Linked DNA regions of Mus musculus: regions 1 and 2 are each linked to region 3. A link is a loop called in an ENCODE intact Hi-C map of the cell type or tissue named here. Cell type or tissue: left cerebral cortex. All regions are shown on one strand.

What was found. A loop is a pair of places that touch in the nucleus more often than their neighbours do. Peaks named below come from ENCODE experiments on the same cell type or tissue, not always from the same donor. Only the 100,000 strongest peaks of a DNase experiment are listed, where the experiment ranks them.
Region 1: a loop joins it to region 3, with 7 times the contacts of the local background. A loop is called at or near these places in 3 of 42 quality-filtered maps.
Region 2: a loop joins it to region 3, with 5 times the contacts of the local background. A loop is called at or near these places in 5 of 42 quality-filtered maps.

The regions. Positions count from the first base shown.
Region 1 is chr13:42,676,622-42,684,621 of GRCm38, reverse strand. Phactr1 (phosphatase and actin regulator 1) reads right to left here and starts at 3,823. Exons shown (of 14, transcript NM_001302635.1): 1 at 3,696-3,823; 2 at 1,822-1,972. The coding sequence starts at 1,924. In left cerebral cortex, no CTCF peak of the experiment used is centred here; DNase peaks (open chromatin) are centred at 2,547, 3,129, 3,837, 4,064 and 3 more places; H3K4me3 peaks cover 4,390 bases; H3K27ac peaks cover 4,755 bases.
Region 2 is chr13:42,571,247-42,579,246 of GRCm38, reverse strand. No RefSeq gene overlaps it. Among named protein-coding and RNA genes, the nearest start is that of Phactr1, 110 kb to the left of the region's middle. In left cerebral cortex, CTCF peaks have their summits at 1,922 (motif pointing right) and 3,343 (motif pointing left); a DNase peak (open chromatin) is centred at 3,338.
Region 3 is chr13:42,819,409-42,827,408 of GRCm38, reverse strand. The region is part of intron 3 of Phactr1 (phosphatase and actin regulator 1); the gene reads right to left. Among named protein-coding and RNA genes, the nearest start is that of Phactr1, 140 kb to the right of the region's middle. In left cerebral cortex, CTCF peaks have their summits at 592 (motif pointing right) and 4,627 (motif pointing right); DNase peaks (open chromatin) are centred at 5,485, 5,782, 6,649, 6,754 and 4 more places; H3K27ac peaks cover 3,961 bases.

The DNA of each region.
Region 1 (8,000 bases), 140 kb after region 3:
TTAGCTGCAGATCTCGAAAACATCTAGATTTCTGATTTGAGGACCCCCGGCCTCCCTAATGTTTGGGGAGCCCACTGAACCCTGCCAATCTAGGATTCCTGGAATGGAAATCAGCATCCTCCTCACCCGCAGGCACACGTGACCCCAAGGAGAAGCCATCGCGTATGCTGCCACCTCCCATGTGTTTCCCAGTTATTCCAGCTCTGGAGTCTACACCACCGTCACTGCTGGTGACAATTCTGACCACTCCACCCCCAGCTCCATCTGCTGCAGCTACCAGGCTGCCTTGTAATCTTCAAGCCTCCCACACACCCTGCCCGCTTCCCTCCCATAAAAGCCAAGAGTCCATCATCCTCAAGAAAAAGTGAATAGAGATCTTTAGCCCCCATGGTGAACTACTGCTTCCTTTCTTGATCTGCAGCATAGCTGGAAGAGCCTGTCATGGAGTAAGACTCAGAAACGGAATGCACTGGGGCAGAGGTAGCCATGTATAAAGTCAGGTGCTATGTGGGGTGGAAGCCTCTCTCTTCTCCCCTCTCTTCCAGCTCCATATCTTCTAGCCATCTAGCTACTTGTAGACCCAGAACAAGCTGGAGGTGTTAACTAGCCTCTGTCCCTTCTTCTCAGGAACCTTCTTAGACCTCCTGAAGTGACAGACAGTAGCAATGCTGCCTCTCTCCTCTTAGAGGGTTGGAATTAGCCATGGTATCACTTTTGCCAAAATCAAACTATGCTGCTGAGCCTGCAGACCTAAACAAATCCTGCAGATAATATCCAGCCTCTCTTGACTTTAAGAGCATAGGCTCATACCCAGAAAATGGAAGCAAGAGGCTTGAAAGCACTCAAGGTTACCAAGAGCCACAAGCAACACAAACAATTCATAAGAACACTTGAGAAAACCCCCCGGGGGGTGTTGTTATTATCAGTGCCCAAGATGAGCTTCCCATCATGCCCAAGGTGGAAGATGCCAGGATTCTAATGTATCTCCTTCATAGCTCTGTTTCATGACTTTCCCGAATTCAACTACCTTCCTATTTAAACAGGACCATTGTCCACCTTTTCGATGTGTTCTCTGGGATACAGCCATAATCAAGTCATCTGACTGGATATCTTAAACATTTCATGAAAAACACAAATTATGATTTAAACAAAAAAGAAAAAAGAAAAAACTCTCCTACCCATCAATTTGACAAAACCATTTAAATTCTTTGGCCACCTTAACAATGGCAAATGTTCTAAATGGAACCTGGACAGAAGAGCAAGCATGTTAGAGCTTAATCAATTACCTTGAACTAGGTAATGAAAGCACACAGTCTGCCTTACTTTCACAGAAGTGGATGGAAGTCCTTGAATGTGCACTGAGGATTCTTTAGAAAGCAACTGAGCTCATTGAGACCAGATAAGACAGCTACACAAGTGGCCCACTTATCTCAGAAGCCCATAATCCAGTCAGATGGTACTCAGCTAGGTCAGGGTGCCCTGAGATCGCCACAAGTGTAATAGTTGCCTGCCTAACAATTTCCAGGTGGGAAAGCATCCCTCAGTCCTCTTGGGCATAAGCTACCGACACAAGCAGTTGGGAATCATTTGCTAACAAAGCTCTCAGAGATAGGCACCCAACACTTGTTTACACCTCCAGGACTATAGATTTCTCTAGTCAGTTCTGGAATTCTGGCAGCACTTTGGTAAATGTTATCAAGTTGGGAATGTTAGTGAATGAAGTTTCAAGACAGAGCTCTTTCAAGCTGTTGGAACTGATGTTGCACTGTTTGCAGCAAAGCAGCCTGAGGGTGAGGCCCCCCCCTCTTCTCCCTTTGTTACCTTGAGCTCCTTGACTGTAGAAGAACCTCTGCGCCGACTCCACATCCAAGAGTCTGTGAGCAGACTCAACGTCCAGAAAATAATCCATTTTGGGATAATCCATCTTCAATGTTCAGAACAGGATTTTGAGAGAAGGCAATCACTTAGCTCTCTATAAAGGGGGAAGGGGAGAAAGACACAGTATTTCAGGATGTCAAGTATGTGTATTCCTTAATTTAAATGAGAGTACGCCATTATCATATTCCAACATTTGACTGACATTTCTAATGTCAAAGCCCCCACTGCCAGAGACTTTGTATTGCATGAGAAGATCCAACCTTTAGTTAACACCAATTTAAAATAATATATTCTGCCTGCAAAAATTAAAATGATTCACGTTAAAGAGGAATAACATACTGTTCTTTCCTTGCTGTATATTATCTGACAAAAGGTATACTTTTAAATTCATGTACCTCTAGTTTTTAAAAGTCTGCCCGATAAAAGGCATTGGAAAGTATCACCCTACCTGCAAGTTGCTCTTCAATTGATCCAGGGGTGTCTGGTGTCCCCTCTAGTAGAAAGCATCCCCTGGGAATCCGATCCTCCTCTCATAGACACTTTGCAATATAGGCTGGCTTGTTTGCTGTACAAGTGCCTTGAATTCCTTAGTCTTCAGCCATTCCCTTCAGCACATTCTATACAGTGCTACTGGCTCATCTGCCCATGCCCGGTATAGGCTGTTTTTGATACAGAACCGTGGTTCGTGCAGCAGCGGCAAACATCACAGCCTTGCCGTGTTTCCTATAGCATGCACTAGCCTGGCATGAAAACCAGCCAGCCCCTTCTCACGGAGCCCATGCAGTTACCCCTGATACTGGCACAGAAGATCTATCTCTATTTCTGCACTATTATATTTCAAAGGAGGAACAAGAGGAAGTCTTTAAAAATCAGATTCTGAAGGCTAAAGCAATCACTTGCTTCCTAAGTCTGCACACTCTCATCTGAGAAACCAAGTCTGATAAGAGGAAACTTTAAAAAAAAAAAATAGCCAAAGGTACCCCAACAGCAAAGAATACTTACTGTAAAAACATGTAAAACCAAGGGCCGTCGATAGAACAAATGAGCAGTTTCAACCAGCTGCCTTCGATCTTATTAAATATTCCCAGCGAAAGTAAACAGTTTTGATTATCTGATTAGATCAGTGATGAATAATGTATTCTGTCCACTGGACTTTCTCTATCAGATAAAATGGCCAGAACAGGTTACCTTAGCAACCGAAGGTGACGCCAGTTCCAGCCTCTCCACGCCCTCCTCTGCGAAGGAAGGAAATTACCACTTTCCCATGTAAAACTTTGGCAGGGAACCATCAAAATCTACATGAAGATTTTGCATCATCCAGGGCCATTCACAGTCTACTCTCCCACCTCTTAAAGCGGAGATCTCACCGGTTATTTAAAAATCAGAATTTCTGCTTTAATAATCTATTTTTGCGATCTCAAATCCCAGTCTGCTTTGCAGTAAGAACAAAATACATGGTAAATGATTAAACAGTGGGGAGGTCTGTAGTGTTTAGACCATGTTGGAGCACCTGTCTCTATCTTTCTGCTGAATGGGGTAGGGTGATGGAGAAAGGCTATTTAACTGGCAATATAGTATGTTCAGTGAACATTCCCATTATAATTAATACACAAAAACAGTCACCGGCACCTAGGCTGAAAATAACTCTTTCCTTCTGTCCCTAGAAACAGCTTAAAAGCTGTCTGAAATTTCCCATATTTTGAAAGCCGCATTATAACGCAGACCCTCTGGGAGACAACCCCTACCTAGCCCACCCAAGGCAACACAGCCAGAAAGACGCACGAAGGGAAGAATTCTCAAAGTTAGGGGATACTCACCAGCACTTGTGCCCCCTTCAACAGGACGCTGTCAGTGAGCGGCGGGCAAGCTGAGCAGGGCTGCTGAGCCTGTGAGCCCAAATGAACAGCTTCTAATTTTCCCTTCAATCTCCAGTCAAGAGCACTGGGTGGAGGGGAATGATGGATCTGTCGGGTTTTATATTGTGATGAAATGCCCCCTCCCCCCAAAGCCGGGATCTAAGTGGGGCCGCTCTTTAGAACGCATTAGCCTGCTAATTTAAGAAAATTGAAAGGTTTTGTTTTACCGTCTTTTATGTGTTCTTTTCTGCTACCCCCTCAATTTAATTTGCATTTAAAATGATTCTCCTGTCTCCTAGGCTCTCCAAGGTGTGGAGTACTTGCTAATCCTGAAGGCTGCTCCTGGTAGGATAGGGTTTGGTGCCCTGCCATTTCCTTCTGAGCTGCCAAACAAGGTGGGCAATTAAAAGTGCGAGCTACATTCTGGAGAGAAATACAGAAGGCTTTCACTCTCCCTCTTTTTGTCTGTGCATGGTCAGATCTTCAAAATGCCCAAATGCTCTCTTCTTTCCTGAATGCAACAGATTTATTATCTCCACAGCAAAAAAGATGCTTTGGTTGTGTCCCTCACATTAGCCTGGTATGAGATCCTCTTACTGCTCCCCAGGAAGGACTTGTAAGCATGAGACTTTGAGATATGTTCTTAAAGCTGTAATGTTAATCCAGCCATGCCCCCGTATGTGTTTTCTGTAACCTTCTTCCACCTTGTATGGACCAAGCAGAAGTGATGATTAGTACAGGGTAGTGGGTAGCATCAGGATAGGATGTTAATACAAGAGAAGCCATGCTTGCTTGCAAGGACTTGGAAGGAAGATCAGACTCCTCTTGCCCATGTCCATAGCTCAGCCAGAGGACAAGTGCTAGAGAGTGACTGACAACTGACTTTGAAAATTGTCCTTTCCTTTCCCATTCTACCTTGCCTTTGGTGGGTTAAGGGGTTGTCTCCGAAAAGAGAAATCAGGGAATGCCTTGCTGACTATCTTGTGGGTCAATAATAGGGTGGGCTCTCCCCTTCCATCAGAGAAAACCGGGTACCAAGTTAGTGCTATAGAGAGATCAGCCTCGTGGGAGACCTAAATGTAATGATCAATCAGAAAGGCCTTGTAGAGAAGGCAGCTTGGTCTCTGAATGTGCAAAGCTTTGCTCAGACCCCAGGCCTTTGAGCTTTAAGGTTGCATTGCTATTCAGCCCTCAATAGAGACAGGTGAACACTTGACATTTACAAGAAGAGAAAGCTGTCTTCTGGTTCTTTTCACTTACAGTAGGGTGTGGGCGACAGGTTCTAACCCTCTATTGTGCTTCTACTGGAATTATAATGACTCATAGGTGACAGAGAGAGACACAGGGGGAGGGGGAGTGGAGAGAGAAAGGAGAGAAACAGAGAGAAAGGGGAGAAAGGGAGATTAAGTTGAAAAACATCAGATACTCTGTTAAGTGCAAATGAGCCTGGGATGGAAGATGATGCTAAATAGGACATTTGAAAAATAGATTGTGTTCCTGGAACTGAGAGTGGGTTTGGAATTCAATAATTTCTGGAGTCCTGACCAAGGAAAGGAAACTTGAGTTGCTTTATAAAATGCTGGGGCTGGGGAGATGATTCCGTGGGTAGAGCGCTTGCTGTGCAAGCATTCGGACCCCGAGGTTGAATCATCAGTGTCTTCATAAAAGTCAGATAGGCTAAGGCATGTCTGGAGTGCCAGTGTTCCTAAAGTGAGATGTAAAGTGGAGGAGACATGAGACTCCCTGGACTCTGTAGAGCAGCTAGCCTGGTACACACAGCAGCAAATGACAAAAGGACCCTGCTTCAAACTTCGCCTGGAGTTGTCTCTTAGCCCCCATTTATATTCTCTCTCTCACTCTCTCTCTTTCTCTCTCTCTCTCTTCATCTCTCCTTCCCTCCCAAGTAATGAAAGCGATGTGAAAAGGCTATGATTTTTCTTAAATGGTAAGATTTTAACTTTTAAAAAGCAATGATTTGGGAAGGAAAAGACATTCACAAAAGGGACTTCATTTTACAAAATAATCATTATATTTTCAAAGTATAATCGGACCACTTTCTAAAATTGACTTCCCTCCTTCTTTCTTTTTGAGGCAGGTCCCCCCCCCACCCCCCCGTGTAGCTCTGGCTGTCCTGGAACTTGCTTTGTCAAGACTGAGGTGACCTTCAACTGGAAAATCCACCTGCTTCTGTCTCCCAGGTGCTGGGATTAAAAGCATGTGACACCTTGCCCTGCTCTGAAATAGAATTTGAAAGTTGATGATTTCATTCTTTGAGGAGACTAGATTATATACAAGAACATTCATGTTGTGAAGTTATCACTTAACTACTGATGTTCATATGGTGCAAGGACCTGAGCAAACTAGACAAACACTCTACTAGAGAGTTGTGTCCCTAGATCTTGATTTATTGAGCTGTGTAGTTCAGGCTAGCTTGGGACCCTGTGTAGTCAAGGTTGACTATGAGCTCCATATAGCTTAGTCTGGACTTGAACTCATGATTCTGCTGTCCTCCTGTCTTATCCTCCAGGGTTGGGATTTTACTTGTAAAGGTGGGGAAGCATAGAAATTGTCCAAAAACAAAGTCAAGATCTGATCAGTTCAGAAGTATTTTTTTTATAACTTTTACCTATTTAAAAGTATCACTAAGTTTATTGTATGTCACCATATTGTTCTGACATACATTACAGAGTAGCTGGTGATGTCCCAGGCTAACGTTCATAAAGCACTGGACAATTTAACCAAAAGCATCTCAAGTTCAAGCGAAGTCAGACAATGTCAATATAACCATGTGACATATACATAGAAGTTAATTTATAAATCAAAAAGAAACCAAATCATATGAAAATATAAGGTTATAAGGGGGGTCAAACAATTTGGATGGGGTCCTGAAAACCTTTCTGTTTCCAGTTTGGTGGTAAGAAGATAGGTCTGCAATGTGTATAAAAAATGTAGAAGGATTGCATTGACTTGAAACAGAGATATACGCCAGAATAAATCCCAGAGAGAAGTAAAGACATTAGCGGTGTTAATTTCCCCTTGGCTCTACACTCCCTCAGTCTATTGAGGCTGTGAGACCCAGCCATTCAGAAAGAGAAGACCACGAGAAACATATTCTTCTTACACCCTCTTCTTGGTCTTTGCTGGGCTCGGGCAGGGTTTAACAGGCTTACTGTGGTTCTTCTCACAATTGTACAGTGGCCTTCTTTACTCGGTTCTCTCATTGTATCATAGAATTCTCTAGAAGACCCTGTTTAGACTCCAGGAAATTCTGACTGTTGCCTGCATGAAACCTTGGGGACATTTTCTTTGGATAATAAACCATGTATACACTTAGAAATATTAGAATATCTCTTAAAGTAAAATAACATCCTGGATGCCTTGGCAGAGTGCTTCGGTTGAGGGCCTTAGGTAAATCACTAGCTCGCTAAACAAGTATGGCTGTCACTCCCTCCAGATATGTAGGAGATTGGTTTCAGCAACCCTCATAAATTTCAGAATCTTCAAATTCTCAAGTCTTTTATATCATGTGATGAATTATTTTTATATAACCTACACACATCCTTTTGAGTACTTAAAATTTCCCAGGTAACCCATAACACCTAATACAATATACAAACTATGTGATAGTTCTTATGCATTATTGCCTAGCAATATTTGATAGCAAGAACATCCCATACATATTCAGTACAGCTACATTTTTTTACACTGGATGTTTTGATCCACAGTTTGTCAAGTATATAGATGGGCCCATGGATACATAGGTTGAATATCCATTCATTTTTATTGAGTTGACCCTCAGATAGGTACAGTTCCAAAGCAGTAGTTTGGGGAGAGGGAGATGACTCGCTAGGTAAAAGTACTCATGAGGATTGGAGTTTGGATCCTTGCTTCCCAGGCACAGTAGCCCATCTGCAATCCCAGCACGCATTACGCAGAAACGGGAGATCCCTAGAGCAAGTTGGCCATCTAGATGAGCTGATGGATGAGCTCTGGCTTCCAGTGAGAGACCTTGTCTCAGTATGTCAAATGGAGAATGTGTCCGAGAAGATTCCTGATGTCAACCTGACCGCCACACACTTGTATGGACACATATAAACATGCATGTGCAACAGTGTGTACACATGTGAAAAAATATACATTCACATGTGCAAAGGTGGAAAGATATACATGCACATGTGCAAAAGGTGAAGATTTAATAGAATGGTCTGCCAGAGAGGAGACACTGTTCTGGCAGATCATTCTATTATAATCTTAACCTTTGACTCA
Region 2 (8,000 bases), 250 kb after region 3:
GCAAGGGGAAGATAGCATATTATTTTAATGAAAGGGTGTGTGCGTATGTATGCATGCCTGTGTATATGTCTGTCTGTGTGTGCATGTGTGAGCATGTGTGGCCGCATGTGGAGGTGATTGGGTATGTGTGTGAGTGTGTACATGTATTTGATCTTCCAAATGGAGAAGAGCTAAGCTTTCACACTAAATCCAGTGAGCAGAGGTCTTCACACTAAATCTGATCGATATGCAAAAGAGGATGGAGATAAAGACCATAAGTTTTGAGTGAGGTTGGAAGGGTCTGGATATGTGTGGTTGAAGAGAGGAGGGGCGAAGGCCCTCTCCTGGGAGCCAAGAAGTGAGGTGGGGAAGACAGCAATAAACTGAATATTTCCATGCCTCTTTCTTCTGAGGAATACAAAGTAGTTTGTCTCTGGTCGGTGAGTAGCTGCAGGGTGGTGTTGAATGGTTCAAAGATCAAACTGTGGTGTTTGTCACTCTGGAGAACTGCAGGGACCGTGTGGGGGTCCATTTGAGTTGGAAATCATTAATGGCCATGTGTTGCCCCAGGCTACGGCATCTCTTGTGAGTCCTTGCTTATTCTTCAAAGTTCATTTTGGCCACGTTTTATTGGACTCTGCAATCTGTGATAGAAGCTATCCCAATATTTTACCAATGTTTTGAATCTCTAGACTTGAATGGTTAGAGTATATAACATACTTGATAAATGCTTGTCCCAGGGATGGAATACCATAATCTAATTTCTAGAGGAAATCCAAGGCTAATTTAAGTAAAAAAATTAAGCCACTGAAATTAGTTTCCCCTTCTTTTGTATATTCTTTTCAACCTGGTTTCTGCCTCTGGCCATCTTTGCTATCTATTTTTACTATCTTTCTCCCATGTCTACCAGCAATTGCCTCCATCTTTGAAACAGTCATTTTACCTGGTACGGTGATACACAGCTAAAATCTTAGGTCTTGAGTTCAAGGCCAGCCTGTGCCTCTCTAGTGAACCCTAAGCTAGCCAGGGCTCCATACTGAGACTCTGCTTTAAAAAGAGTCAAAGAGTTGTCTTTGCTCTCAGCTAGGCTGTCATTTCCTACCGGAGCATGGCCCCCATCACCAATCTAATGGCCACAGCACTTACAGCATCTCTGTTAATCCCTTCATCTAGCTTCTCAAGGAGAAAGCCAGATTTTCCTTCCTGGGAATCAGCTGACTTTGCCCACTATTTGGGAAGGAAATGAGGCCTTGGCATGCTTCTTTAGTACATACCAAGTACATACATGCATTTGATGGGCATCCATGGTGCAAGGCACAAATTACATACTTCTTTTCCTGACTGCACAGTAAACCTCCACTTTGTGGCAGAGCCTTTGTTTCTTATCCCTACTGGAGCTGGTGTTGACAGGAGAGATTCGTGAGGATTCTCTACAGTTCTGTTACATTTATTATCATCAGCACTGAGCCAATATTCCTTTGCTTTTAAATACCCATGGGAAGTCTAACACCCAGTGATGACATTCTGCCTTTGTGGGCTTATACCAACAGGATGAGAGGAACCACCTACCCAGAACAAAGACATCTTAAATCAAGAGCAAAGCTAAGGCAACAGTGGAATTTCTAGGGGCCACCAGAGTAGGTTTCTTTCTGCCTATGCTTAGGTTCAGCAAGTCATTCTGCAGGGCTCGTCCCTGGATATGCTGCAACGTTATTGAATAACGCTGGGTGGTTCTTCTAGCATTTGGAAAGGTGACCATCTCAGAACCAGAGAGTTAATTTTTCCTTAGAAGCCAAGTCATTCTTTTTCTGTTGTTCATGAATAAACTAAATGACATCCTTTGAAACATTTTTTAAAAAAGATTTATTTTTGTCATATGTATGTGACTACACTGGAGCTGGTGTTGACAGGAGAGATTCATGAGGATTCATGAGCTGTCTTTGGACACACCAGAAGGGGGCATCGGATCCCTTTCCAGATGGTTGTGAGCCACCATGTGGTTGCTGGGAATTGAACTCAGGACCTCTGGAAGAGCAGTCAGTGCTCTTAACCACTGAGCCATCTCTCCAGCCCAAATGACGTCCTTTGGCATACTTAGGAGTTCCTGGTGCCAAAACAGAGAACGTTCATTCTATCTATCCTTCTAAGTCAATTTTTTTTTCAAATACCTTTATCTTGGTGAGTCCACCATTTATCTTTTAGGAAATCTATGGGAACTGGCAAGTACCCAGGCTGGGTGTGCTTGAAGGATGCTGAAACCTGCTCACTTGAAGCTTCCTTCCCTAAGACCTTCCCACCCAGATCCATCTTTCCCTTTGTCGGATCCACAGAGATGGTACAGCTGGTTTTTAATCTGATCTTACCCAGGGCTATTCACCCACCAATAAAAGTGAACAGCCACCCTCCCCTATACCACCTGTTCTTCGGTTGTTAGAGGGTCCTTTGCTTCTTTTGCTTCTGTTTAAGTTTTTCTTTTCTCTCTTTCCCTCACAAACCAGTATCCATCAGAAGGCTATGCCCAAATTAAGATTTTGAAGAAAAGAAAGGAGGAGAAGGAAGAGGAAAAGGAGGAGGGGGGAGAGGAGGAGGAGGAGGGAGGAGGGGGAGGGGGAGGAAGAGGAGGGAGGAGGAGGGAGGAGGAAGAGGAGGGGGAGGAGGAAGGAGGAGGGAGGAGGAAGAGGAGGAGGGGGAGGAGGAGGAGGAGGAGGAGGAGGAGGAGGAGGAGGAGGAGGAGGAGGAGGAGGAGGAGGAGGCTGCAGCAGCTCCAGCAGCCGCTCAGGAGCACAGGCTCCATATCCTATGGTCTTGTGTTTAGGATAAGGTTTTAAGAAACAATGATTTCTGAGCTGAAACCACGTGTAGAAGAAACAACCTCAGGAGAATTTTGTGAAAATTGCAACATGCTTGGGATGATTGGGCTTTAACTTTGTGTGATCATCAGTCCTAAAAATAGTTTATTTTCTCTTGCTAATACCGTTAGAGAACGCTGATAAAGTCAGCTGAGAGGGTCGAAAGAGGGAAGCTCATAAATCACAGCATTCCACTAATTCAAAAAGCCACAAACTCGCATATTGGGAAATAGCAAAAATTACAGGCCACAAATTCAGTGGTATGAAAGGATAGGAAGTTTCTTACGGAAATCTGCCTGGTCTCTACCTAAATCAACTCTGTAAAATACTAGTTCGCATATACCATAAATTCATCTAGTGTGAAAAAAAAGAAAAGAAAGGCGAGGGAAAGCCCAGGCTTGTTCTCCAGAGTCAAAGCAGCAGGGCTGGAGACTGCCTCTGTACAGAAATGTCTGTCAAGACTGGCTGTGGAATTTGAAGCCTGAAGGAGAAGCGCAAGCATCTGTAGTTCCAGCGCCCCCTACTGGCGATAGGAGGTGGCGACAGGAGAATCCACAGAAGCTCACAGCCAACTAGCTGCATGAAGAGAACCCAAGTCAAACAAGGTGGAAAGTTGATATCAGACACCCAGAAGCTGTCCTCTGACCTACACATGAACACTCGCGCACACTCACACGTACCACTCACGCAAAAAAGTTTAACAGTAACAATGATAATGATAATGGCCCACCAAAAATCTACCCATAGAACTTTGCTCCAAGCGAGAGACTGGGGCGGGGCTTCCTCCGCTTAGGGATGCCTAAGAGGACTAGGAGCCTCCTGCCCCAGATTTGTGATGCTCTCAGTCTTGGTCTGATAAGGTGTCTGCAGTGGGTAGTGGTTAATGCAGAGGCCTTAAGTGTCAGAGTGCTGAGTGTAAATGGATATCAGTGCTTAGCCACGGATTGACCATCTCTATGGCTCTTCACCTCTGCCCACCAAGGCAGAGACAGAATGGAAGTTGGGGGTGAGAGAGCCAAACCGTGGGGAAGAGTGCTGTCTGTGGACATGTGTTTCTGATGCACAGGCAAACTCACAGGAGCTAAAGATACTACATAAGACCTATCCAGGACCAAGCCAGTTCCATCTTGGATAGGGGAGAAAGTACTGAGACCCCACCCCTAGCTGAGAAACGTTTGTCCAGAGCATCTCAGCAAATACTCTGTTTCTTCAGGCTGAGGTAAAAGGCGGAGACTACACTTTCAAACTATTTCTTCTAAAGGCATATGTTTAAAAGCCTGAACTCTGAAAAGCATAGAGGCATTCCACCTTGCTTCTGATGCCTGCTCCTTTGGGGTCCTCAGAGAGCACTGCATTTTAGCACCTAGAAAGAACTTCAAATAGAGTAAAAATATAATACAAGAAAAAGTATTGTTAAAAGTGTGATGTATCCAAGAGAGCCAATAAAACATTTACACGTGGTGGTTTACAAAACAGCAATTAAAAAATAGAGTATTGCCAGCGTTTTTGAAATCACCCTTCGTTCCTGTAAAGCTCAGCAGTGCAGTCCATCCTCTGCATCATTAGAGCCAGCTACTGTCTTTAATTTCCTGTGCAGTTTCTACTCTGAACCAGTTTTACTTTACAGGTTCACTCACCCCCTATCCTGTGTGTGTGTGTGTGTGTGTGTGTGTGTGTGTGTGTGTGTGTGTTTGTGAGAAAGAGAGATAGAGAGAGACAGAGAGACAGAGAGACAGAGAGACAGAGAGAGACAGAGACAGACAAAGAGACAGAGAGACAGAGTAAGACAGAGGGGGGGGGGACAAGCAAGCTGCTTTGGGGAGTCAGCTGACACTTTCATGTAATAAGTAGAGAGAGCTGTCATTCTTTCTTGGATGAGAACAGGCTGTTCTTTTAGGGGGAAAAACACCTAATAAACTATGATGTGTTTTTCAAATATTTAACCAGGGAGAACATCAACACGTGTATAAGGGAAGACATTTAGGAGGAAACCCAGCGCTAGAATTCCACTCCTCGCCCCTTTGTGCCCCACTTCCTCCTATTTTGTGGTCAACACTCTATTATGCAGAGCCTCCTTGAACCACTAATGTTCTAAGGAAGTGCTGAGTGACGTGGGGTTTCCCACACAGGGCAGTCCTGCCAGCCAGGAGGTTTTGGTGGGAGAGGCATCTTGACAAAGCTGTTGTCCCTCAAAACCCTGTCCCTTTACACCATGCCCCATCTGGGGTATCCCAGGGCCCTTGCTCACTTTCTATCCTCTTGTACATTTTCAAACAAATCCTCCCCCTGGATTAAGCTTAAGATGGGACATTTAAAATCGTTTCCTACCAAACTGTCGACAAGGCAAAGAAATAAAGGGATTTGATGGTCTCTGAAAAGGAAGCAGACAGTGAGTGCAGTTGGTTGGTGTGAATTAACTCATTTGTGTTCTATAAGGGACTTAAATGTAAGCAGGAAGAATGACAGTCAGCTGGTATCCTGCATCCCCATCACTCGGTTTTAGAAACAGAACTTCATAGACAGGATTAGTGAAACTTCATAGATTTTGATGGCTGCATGTATTGATGTCTGCTCCAGAGGTAACCAATGGCGTGTGTTTTAGGTCCTTCCGTCTCTGGCTTTCTTTTATAACACACAGATGCAGTCTAAGTCCAACTTACCTTTTGACTTGGGTGGGAATTTATATACACGAAATCCTCCTTACAGTTGTGCTTTCTAAAGCTTCTTTTCTTTTGACCCAAACTCTCCTTCAGGTGTCGCCTTATATCAACTCACCTATACACAATCTTTGGTATTATGTGGTATCCCTTTGTACAGATTAACGTCTTCCACTTCTTATAGACATCCCATTGTTCTGAGCATAAGATTACCTCAGAGAGAGTGCACAGGAGGGTTCAGATGGAAATCTGGGGGTAGATTTTTTTCCCTGTTACACATACTCAAGATTCTTAGATGATAAGCTCAAGCTTGCTAGGTCCTATTCTTTGAATATTCAAAATTCTGGGGAGTCCAAACCTGTTTGCCAAAGTTTTGAACATATATAGGCTCCCGCCAGTCGTCACTCAGCAACCTCAGGACATGAGCTGAAGCCTGGCGCTTTGCTGTTTTGAGTCTGGGGAGTGTGGATTGGAGCCCTCACAGTCCTGCCTACATACATTTCTCTCTTCCTTGAAGAAGATAAGCATCTTTGTGTTCTGAGCCGTGCATCTCTTTCCTTGTCTTTGTAATTCTTTCTGGGGACTTTTTGCTGATTTGTGTGTGTGTGTGTATGTGTGTGTGTGTGTGTGTGTGTGTGTGTGTGTGTGTGTAGCTTTTTCTCCTTTTCTTTAACTTCTTGAATTTAATTCATTGAAACTCATTAATTACAAGAGGCCTAGGGATAGGCAAGTATTTTAGCTTATGTGTATTTTATTTGCATCTGTACATTGTAATATACTATAACCCCATGTTCTTGCTTCGTAGGATATTATTTCACTCTCCTAATGGACCTTACTTGTGTCCTCCATTTTAAAATCATTGCGGTTCTTCAGCATTTCATTTCTAGGTAGGTATTTTTCCCTTGTGGTTTTGTGGTTTGGGCTTCCATATTTATGTTTTCAATTTCTGAGTTCAATGCTTGAAGCATTTAGTGTAAAGAGAGAGTATAATCAAAGGTTTGAAATTGTAGATGTGACATGTATGTGTGTATATATGCATATATGTAAGTATATATATGTATATACACAAACATGAGATATGGTATTATATATATGTGTGTGTGTATATATGTACACACACACACACACAATATCTTATTTTTATTTTTATGGACCTCAAACCCTACCGCTGTGATAAGTCAAGTTTCTACTCTCTGTGGATTTCTTCCTATGTTTCATTTCTTTCACTCTAGCTTTATTTATCAATGCGCAACATCATCTTATTAATATGTTTTTTACTATAATTTTATACGAAGCCTCTATGCCTAAGGGACAACTTATTCTTGTTTTTCTTACTTTCCAGCTATCCATTACTCTTTATTCTTTCAAATAAGTTTCAAAATCACCTTCCTTATGTCCCATGAAGTCTTGTTGGAGACAGAACTGCAATGGCATTACCTTGCAGGCTCCTTTGAGAAGAGCCCAAGTATTATACAGGTACTGTTACTGAAGTATACGACATAGTTTCCATTAGCTGAGTCCTTTCCTAAGCGAAAGAAGTTTTCTGTATTCTTTATATATGCCTTGTGGCTATTTGGTTAGATTTTTATTAATGCACTTTATATAATTGATCATTTTGCAAAATAAACATGCTAAATTGCCCTTCCTCTTTGAGTTTATTTTTGACAACTTCACACACGTCTAACATACCTGCTCATCATTAACACCCCTCCATCCCCCTCTCATTCTTAATTGGTCCACTCCTCCAAATCCCTTTGCTACAATCATGGCTTGGTTTGTGGTCTGTTTTTTGGGTTTCCTTGTTGGGTGTTGTCGTCGTCGTCATCATCGTCATCGTCGTCATTATTGTTGTTGCTGTTTTTGTTGTTTTGAGATCCCCTGAGCATTCACCAGGTCATCTCTGCGATCGAGGGCCTGGCAGGACGCTCCTTCATGGATTTATCTGAGTGTTTCTGCTATGTAGAAAAGTAACACACTCTGATAACTGATTTACCATTAGTCCTTACTTTGAAATGGAACAATTGCTGATGTCTCGAATTTTCACTGTAGATAATGTTATCTCTTCACAATGAGAAGCTGAGACCGGGAATACAGTGTAATATTAGAATTTCACCTAGCTTTCGAGAGCCTGGCTTCTAGCCCCACAACAACAACAAGATTAATACTGAGAGACTGATTCTTTTCCTCAAACCTTTTAAAATGTCTCTTTTCTTTCCCTTTTGTATACACACTTGGGACTTGTATTACACTAAGGAACAACTGAGACTGACTATTGTGGTCATTACAATAAAAAGAAAATTTATATCTTTATCATTATGGATGATGTGTGTACTCTAATTTTATAGATTGGTTTTCTCACAATAAAGACATTTTGTTTATTCCTACTTGATTGATAGTTTATTTTCTTTAACCATTGGCGATGTTTACATTTTATGGGGCGTACACAGCTGTAATTTTACAGTTTAATCTTGTTTTAACTCGCTAAAGCAATTCATTGCAGTAACCCTGAGCTGTG
Region 3 (8,000 bases):
GGATGCTGCCAAGCTTCCTACCATGATGATAATGGACTGAACCTCAGAACCTATAAGCCAGCCCCAATTAAATGTTGTCCTTTATAAGAGTTGCCTTGGTCATGGTGTCTCTTTACAGCAGTAGAACCCTAACTAAGATACCAGAGTTGTGGTTGGGGGTTGAACAGAAATATCTATAGTGAGAATGTGGGGCAATAAGTTTCTATGCTAGGTATGTCAGGATGGAGTTTCAGGAGTTTCCTATGGTGGATATTTCAGGGTGGAGGGCAGGATAGGGTTTTTTTCCTAGTATTGGCTAAATCTTGCCGCCAAGGCTTTACAGGGCTTGCTAGGTGGAGACTATGCCTCCACTGCTGTTTCTGACTACCCGACCAGAGACCACCAATAATGAAAGGGGCTTTCTCTCAGCCCGAGGGACACCTAGCACACTGGAGCCCAGACCAGAGAGGGCAGCCTCGTCTACAATGAATTCAGGCAGCAAAGGAGAACAGAAGTCCTGTATCCATCCTGGTACATCTTCCTGTATTCATTTGCAGCCCGTATAATATCAGAATCATACAGTTGGGGTTGTCATCCTGAGCTATTCCCAGGTTGTCCAGAAGAGGGCGCAAACTTACGGTAACCTCAGCAGAAGGAAACCCAAATTTGCCTCCCTTTTCACCTGCTGCTTAGATACATCAGTGTCAGAATCCCATGAGCACTTGCCACACGTTTTCATGATAGTTTTGTTCATTCAGACAAGCAAAGGGAGGTTTATTAGTTGAAAATTTACACGCATGACAGTAGCAGGTAAGACATTGCCCGGTGGTCTATTTTTATTACGGCGCCTTCAAAGCAAAGCCGTTATTCTTCCGGATAAAATCCCTGCACTGGAAGGTAAAACCAGGCTGAGTTTATTCAGTCAACCTTGGTTGATCTGAAATCAGGAAAGACACAGACAAACTCGGCAATGTTAAGTACTACGTAGTGGAATGCAAGGCCCTGGGACTTGGGGGGAATGCCAGGAAGCCACTGTCAGAGCCTAAGGTATCTATGGGGTCTTTATCAGGAGCTCGGTATGGGAGTAGATGTTGGCAAAGGAGCATTTGGGCTGGTTCTGTTGGGGAGTTGCCCTTCAGACCCAGGACACAGCATGGACAAAGGGCTTGATGTGAGGAAGGTATGGGAACTGTGTGCCCCGAGTTCAGTGTCCAGAGTCCAGCGCAGGGGCCGCGTGGACGGAGTGGTAGAAGAACTTAAACGAAGATTTATAGGCAATTCCAAAGAACCTTCTAGAACATCTGCTAAGGGGTTTGCATTATGAAAACGAAAGCACATTCTCTGTGGCCAAGGGGGGAGGGTGCAGGGGAGAGAGACAGGTTGTGTGGTGTGTAGCGCTGTGGTTGTTAGAGCATGGAGGCTGGATCAGGAACTAAAGGACTGTACCAGTCTGGATGTGGTAGGAGTGGTACCAGTGTGGGGTGATGCCAGTGACCTGGGCTAAAGTAGCATCAGCCACAGAGAGGGACAGAGGAAGAGCAACCAGGGTTGATGTGGGGTTTTACAAACCATCGGCTGATAGCCAGAGATGTGCAAGTGGGGAGTTCCCTGTGTAGGGGGGTTGTGGACAAGAGAGACAAGCCTCTAGGGCAAGCCTGAGCGTAACCGCGGGGCTTCTGTGAGCAGATGGAAGGGCAAGAAGCTAAAGAATGTAGTGGCCTGCAGGCAGAGGAAAACCAAAGGAGAGGTCTAACTCCTGAACGCTGTTCCCTGTCCTCCTTCCCCCAGGTTTTATAGAACACAAACTTACAAATGCCCAGTGCATTCTGGGGCAAGGGAGTAGGCCATACTGGGTGACCGTTTAGCGGAGTAACGGGAGCGGGGGATGGAGGGGAAACAAAGTTGAAGATATAAGTGAAGGGCGAAAGAAAGTGGGTAGCAAGCTAAGTGTAGCGAGAGTAGGTAGGTAGGTAGATAGATCAATCGATTGTTTGATAGATTGATAGATAGTGTCTGTCTGGTGGGCACACTGGAGTAATAGACTATGCAATAATACGATTTCGGAGAAGTTATGCAAGTTCCATCTTCTTTACTATGAATGGGATGCATATGGGTTTGAGAATAGCAGGAAAAGCTATCCAGGGAAGCTGAGAAACCCTGGCTAAGGTAGGACAGGGTGATGCAAGGCCCAACAAAACAGGGTTAACTTCCAGTAGGAGGCACCCCTTGCACTGCAGGAATAGATTGATTCCTTGGCATCATTTTCAGATCTCAGATATCACTATATGCTGTTCACTAATGCTCCCACATAGGGTGAGTGAGAATTAGGAATGAGGCTGTCAAATATTTTCATTCTGTAAAATTAGGGCACAGAAATTGAGATTGAAGCCTTGCGTTCATTATTCAATTGTGTCCTTTTCAGAAGTGGCTTCTTCTGAGAGAATGCACGGCACCATCCTGCCTGGAGAACTTCCCCAGGTCTGCCTGTGGATTAAGGTGGGATGCTGCACGAACTGATTAACAAGGGTGCCTTAGAGTTTCTGTTGTGAAGAGACACCAGGAACATAGCAACTCTTATAAAGGAAAGCATTTAATTCTGGCTGGCTTGCAGGTTCAGAAGTCTACAGTCCATTATCATCATGGCAGGAAGCATGGCAGCATCCAGGCAGACATGGTGCCAGAGGAGCTGAGAGTTTTACATCTGAATCAGCAGGCAGTAGGAAGAGAGAGTGACACTGGGCCTGGCTTGAGCATCTGAAATGTTAAAGCCTGCCCCCTTGTGACACACTTCCTCCAACAAGGCCACACCTACTCCAATAAGGCCACACCTCCCAATAGTGCCACTCCCTGTGAGCTTATTTAAAGAGTGTCACTCTTTCTTCCTGCTGCCTGCTGCTGAGTCAAGTGTAGAACTCTTGGCCCCTCCAGCCTGTTTGGCGCTATTTTCATTCAAATCACCACAAGTGAGGACTGGGACCTTTAGCATCACCACCAAGAAGGTACTCTTAGAACAGCAGCATCCGTAGCCCACTGGAGATGGAGAGCTAACTTTCTCATCCTCCAGAGAGACCTCCCAACCTTTGAAATAAATAACTAGATAAATACAAAGGACAGAAATGGCGCTTACAAGGCAAGAGAAGTGTCCAGATCAAAATCAGCAAGACAAGGAGACGCTGGTTCATGATGTTTTATTTTTTTTCTTTAAAAAGAGATATTTTAGTTCCCCCAAGAAATCATCTAGAAGTGTTTTGGTCACGGAAGAGTGAGTGCCTCTCCGCGGTTGACTTTTATTTTTAGCCACCGTCTCTCAGGAACTGGGATTACACCCAGCTCTCCTATGCCTCTTTCCACTCCACAGGGCTGCCTGGCAGTTTGGTCCCATGAGAAATATTTAATTTGTCCTTGGGCGTCAGGAGGGAGTGAGCGATCTGTGTGCCTTGTTATTGAAAATCTGAGAAACACAAGCAAGGATTTAGCAGCAACCAGGCTAAGCCAACAGTTGAAGGAACACATGGCCCATTTCTAAAGAATCTAAGACAAGATGCTTCTCCACACCTACCCTCCTATTGAAGCCCATTCATGCTCATGTTGAGTAGTACAGACGATGTCTGCTAACAGCGAGTAGTCGTTATATCTCCTGAATTCAGGGTTATAGCTTATACAAGAAGTGTTACGTGACATCCAATAAATTACCGATACTTGCAGGGCTTCTGTTGCTAATCCCTAAGTCAGTGTGATGGCTATAAGCTGCACCAGGACACAGAGCTTCCAGCCCTGCTCTGAGGTGCAGTGGTACACACGACTCTGTCTGTCTGTCTGTCCATCTGGAGCTATGCACAGAACACTAGTGAGATCTCCCTGGCATGAGCCCTGTGGATCATCAGATTCTCAGCCCTAGCTTCATGTTAGAATTCCAGTCAACTTCCTTCACCGTGGGAATATGTCCTAAGGCCTGTAGTGAGTGCCGAATCTATAGATGCCAGCAAATCTTCAACACCCACTTTACTAGCACTGACCCTTAGTTTCCATTGACAACTTGGTGTGTCACTTGGAATCATCCAGGAGACACATCTCTGGGCATGCCTGTGAGGATGTTTTCAGAGAGGTTTAGGTGAGGAGGGCGACCTCACCAGAAGGTGATGTGGAGGGTCACGTCTGCAATCCCAGCATTAGAGAGACTGAGGCAGGCAGACCAAGACTCTGCAGGACAGCTTGGGCCTCATGGTGAGTAGGAGGCCAGCTTACTATCCAGAGAAAGACCCTGTCTGAAGATAGAAAAGCATTTGAGAACAAGAGGAAGCTGAATTCCTCTGGGGTAACACTCAAAGAAATAGTACCTGGTTACTTCCCAGACAGAAGAACTTTGCGGTGACAACATGGCCTGGCAAAAAGGTTAATGAACAATGCAAAAACTTGAAGCCTCTGGCTACATGGCAGCAAACGGCTCATCTTCTTTCTCAGGTTTGAAGTGTAGTAGTTGAAATAACAGCCAGAGGCTTTTCTTACTGTGTAGCTTTATCACCTTGCTTTCTAATTGCACGTGTTTGCAGTTTTAGGGCCCCCGGGAAGTACTCACTGAAAGAAATTAGCAATTTGTAGGGGCTGTTAGAAGTGAACGCAGTTGTTCACATGCAATACCAAAGCCAGCCACGAGATGGCGGTAGAGCTTAAAAGGTGAGCGGGGTGTGGAGGCTTCTACAGGAATGTATCCCTTTGCCCTGTAGGCTACCACTCAGGCGAGCAAATTGGGTAGATATGTTATTGTTACCCGGAGGCATCTTCTCTTGTGCCTGTCAGGTGAAGGGTGCCACTGGTCTCAAGTAGATATAATTGGGGTTCTAGAATGTTCTTTGCCTTGAACGTCGGGACTGGTTTGGTGAGTCTGGAGGCTCATGGGAGTCCTCTAGCCATCTTCCTGGGAGGGGAGGCCCTGAGCTGTTTGGCCAGAGAGGGGAGTATCTGAGCAAGGATGGGAGAAAACACGTGGGCTTTGGCCAGCGTGAAGAGAAAGGCACGTAGGAATTGGCTGAAAACAGTAAGTGCCCAAACATGTGGCTCAAAAGTACAACAGGCTACATGAGAGGCCTGGGAAGGGGCCCCCAATACAACTTTTAAGTCCCCTCTTCTCCACGGAGCCATCTTGCATGCCTGGAACCCCCCTATAGACTAAGTGTTCACTTACAACGCATTTATTTTGCTGCCCGTGACCTTCTGGCCCCCTCTGCTGTGATTACCCCAGCTCATTTTTTGTGGAGATTCTGCAGATGTCCGGAGAGAGGATGAACTTCAAGCCCCATGAAAACAAAACCACAACCCTGTTACTTAGCACAGGCTGGCCTTGAACTGGAACTCCCCCCTGCCCTTGTCTCCAGGGTGCTGGGGCTGCAGACGTGCACTACCTCAGATAAAAGCATGCCGAGAGATGACAGCAGAGTCTGTGGCCATTGTTATCCCCCTACGCATCCTCCCTCTCCCTCCTCCTCTCTTCGTCCCTCCTCCGCCTCGCTCCGATTTTAGTTTCTCAGCCCACATTGCACTGTTTGTCTGTTATAAAACAGCCGCTGGAGCCACAGGGCCTTGTCTGGCTCAGCGAGGAGCTATGTACACCCCTTTCACCTCTCAAGGTCCTGGACTCTGCTTCTAGCTGAGTTTTAACTGCCTGACATTCCAGTTCCCTGCAGCCAAGCATGGTACTAAAGTATGAAATGCAAAGTTCTAGAAAGGGTGCTTAAGCTTTAAATAACTTCCGGTTTCGCTGAACAATCATGTGACCTGTAAAATGGATGACACTCCTCACGTTATTCACCCCCACCCCTCGCCCACATGTTCCATGTGCTGTTAGAGCAGCTGAGAGTCCTGAGCCTGGCAAATGGCTTGTTCAGGCAGGGTGAGTGAAAGGTTAGACAAGAATATGTCAAAAGAGCCCCCTTTTTCCATTCTCCAGTTGATGGACGTCTATGCTGTTTCCAATTTCCGGCTTTGAAGAAGGGAACTACAATGAATATGGATGACCAAGTGCAAAACACATCTTTTTAAAGGTTCCCTTGAAAAGCAGGTAAAACAAGGACGTAGCTGCCTGATTTAGAAAAATTCTTCTCGAGCTTTTATTTCAAGGAATGAAGATAGGGTTTCTATCGGCCATCAAGAAATAGTATTGGAAGGTGGGGGGTGGGGTGAATGGGGTCGTCGCTTACTCTGCAAGCGTGTGTGTGTGTGTGTGTGTGTGTGTGTGTGTGTGTGTGTGTGTGTATGCAGGTTCAGATACTCAGCACCTTCGCTAAACACCAGCTCAGTCACACAGGTCTGCAACGCCAACTCTGGGGCACAGAGACAGGAGGATGCCAGTCTAGCTGAAGCAGTGAGCGCCAGGTTCAGTGAACAAGCCGGTTGAAGCATAAGGCAAAGAGAGGTAGAGGAAGACACTGTGAGGTTGACCTCTCGTCTCTCTGCGGGCAGGCATACGTGAGCATGCACATGTACACATGTACTCACCCCTCCCCTGCTACACATAAGAAAAAAAAGAACTGAGCCTCAGTGTGGGCCATACATCACTATCAGCAGTTGGGCTGCAGCAGCAGATAGGCAGTCCCATCAGGCCTTCGTGAGGGAGTGGGAGGTGGGGGGCAGGTAGTGGATAATACACAAGTTACAGTCGGGAACGGGAGTGAGCTCTGGCTTTTCTGGCTGCACAGATAGGGAGAGGTGACCCGATCGTCATTTGCAGGGACGATTGGCTGTGATTAACAATAGGGCACTGTGTATTTCAAAACTGCTGCCAAGAGAACTCTGGATGTTCTCAGCACAAACAAATGCCTCGTGTGAGGAGCTGAATGCTCCCACGACCCTGGCATGACAGTCACAGTGTGTCTGTGTACCACTGCCGCAGATGGCAGCCTGCAAGTACAGGCCAACCCAAACTAAATGAAAACAAATAAACCCCAGAACATGGAATAGCCAAGAGGTTACGGGGTGTGGGGAGAGGGTATTAAAGACAACTAAAGGGGGTTGAAGGACTGAAAGTATGGCGGGTAGTTTTAATTTTCAAAGCCAGTGATTTACATATGCCTCATTTTGAAGGTGAGGTCTTACAGATTTCTGAAGTGGAGTGGAGGTGTTAGCTCGATAGTTCTCTCTCTTTCTCCCTCTGGGGGAAGATCGCCCTAGTCAGTGAAGGAAGGCCTCTAACAGGGAATAAGTTTGTCCTGGGGATGAGGAAGTAATGAGAAGGGAGGTTGGCGAGAGGCAAGAAATTGCACGAATCAAGTTATAGGTCAAGTATGACCCCGTGCATGAAGGCAAGGGCTGGGGTTTTTCCTCTTTTTCTTTTTCTCTTTCTCTTTCTCTTTCTCTTTCTCTTTCTCTTTCTCTTTCTCATTCTCTTTCTCTTTCTCTTTCTCTTTCTTTCTCTTTCTTTCTCTTTCTCTTTCTCCTTCTCCTTCTCCTTCTCCTTCTCCTTCTCCTTCTCCTCTTTCTCTTTCTCTTTCTCTTTCTCTTTCTCTTTCTCTTTCTCTTTCTCTTTCTTTCTTTCTTTTTTTTTTTTTTTTTTTCCGAGACAGGGTTTCTCTGTATAGCCCTGGCTGTTCTGGAACTCACTTTGTAGACCAGGCTGACTTCGAACTCAGAAATCCACCTGTCTCTGCCTCCCAAGTGCTGGGATTAAAGTGGAGAAAGAGGAACGCTCCTCCATTGTTGGTGGGATTGCAAGCTTGTACAACCACTCTGGAAATCAGTCTGGCGGTTCCTCAGAAAATTGGACATAGTACTACCGAAAGATCCAGCAATACCTCTTCTGGGCATATATCCAGAAGATGCCCCAACCGGTAAGAAGGACAAATGCTCCACTATGTTCATAGCAGCCTTATTTATAATAGCCAGAAGCTGGAAAGAACCCAGATACCCCTCAACAGAGGAATGGATACAGAAAATGTGGTACATTTACACAATGGAGTACTACTCAGCTATTAAAAAGAATGAATTTATGAAATTCCTAGCCAAATGGATGGACCTGGAGGGCATAATCC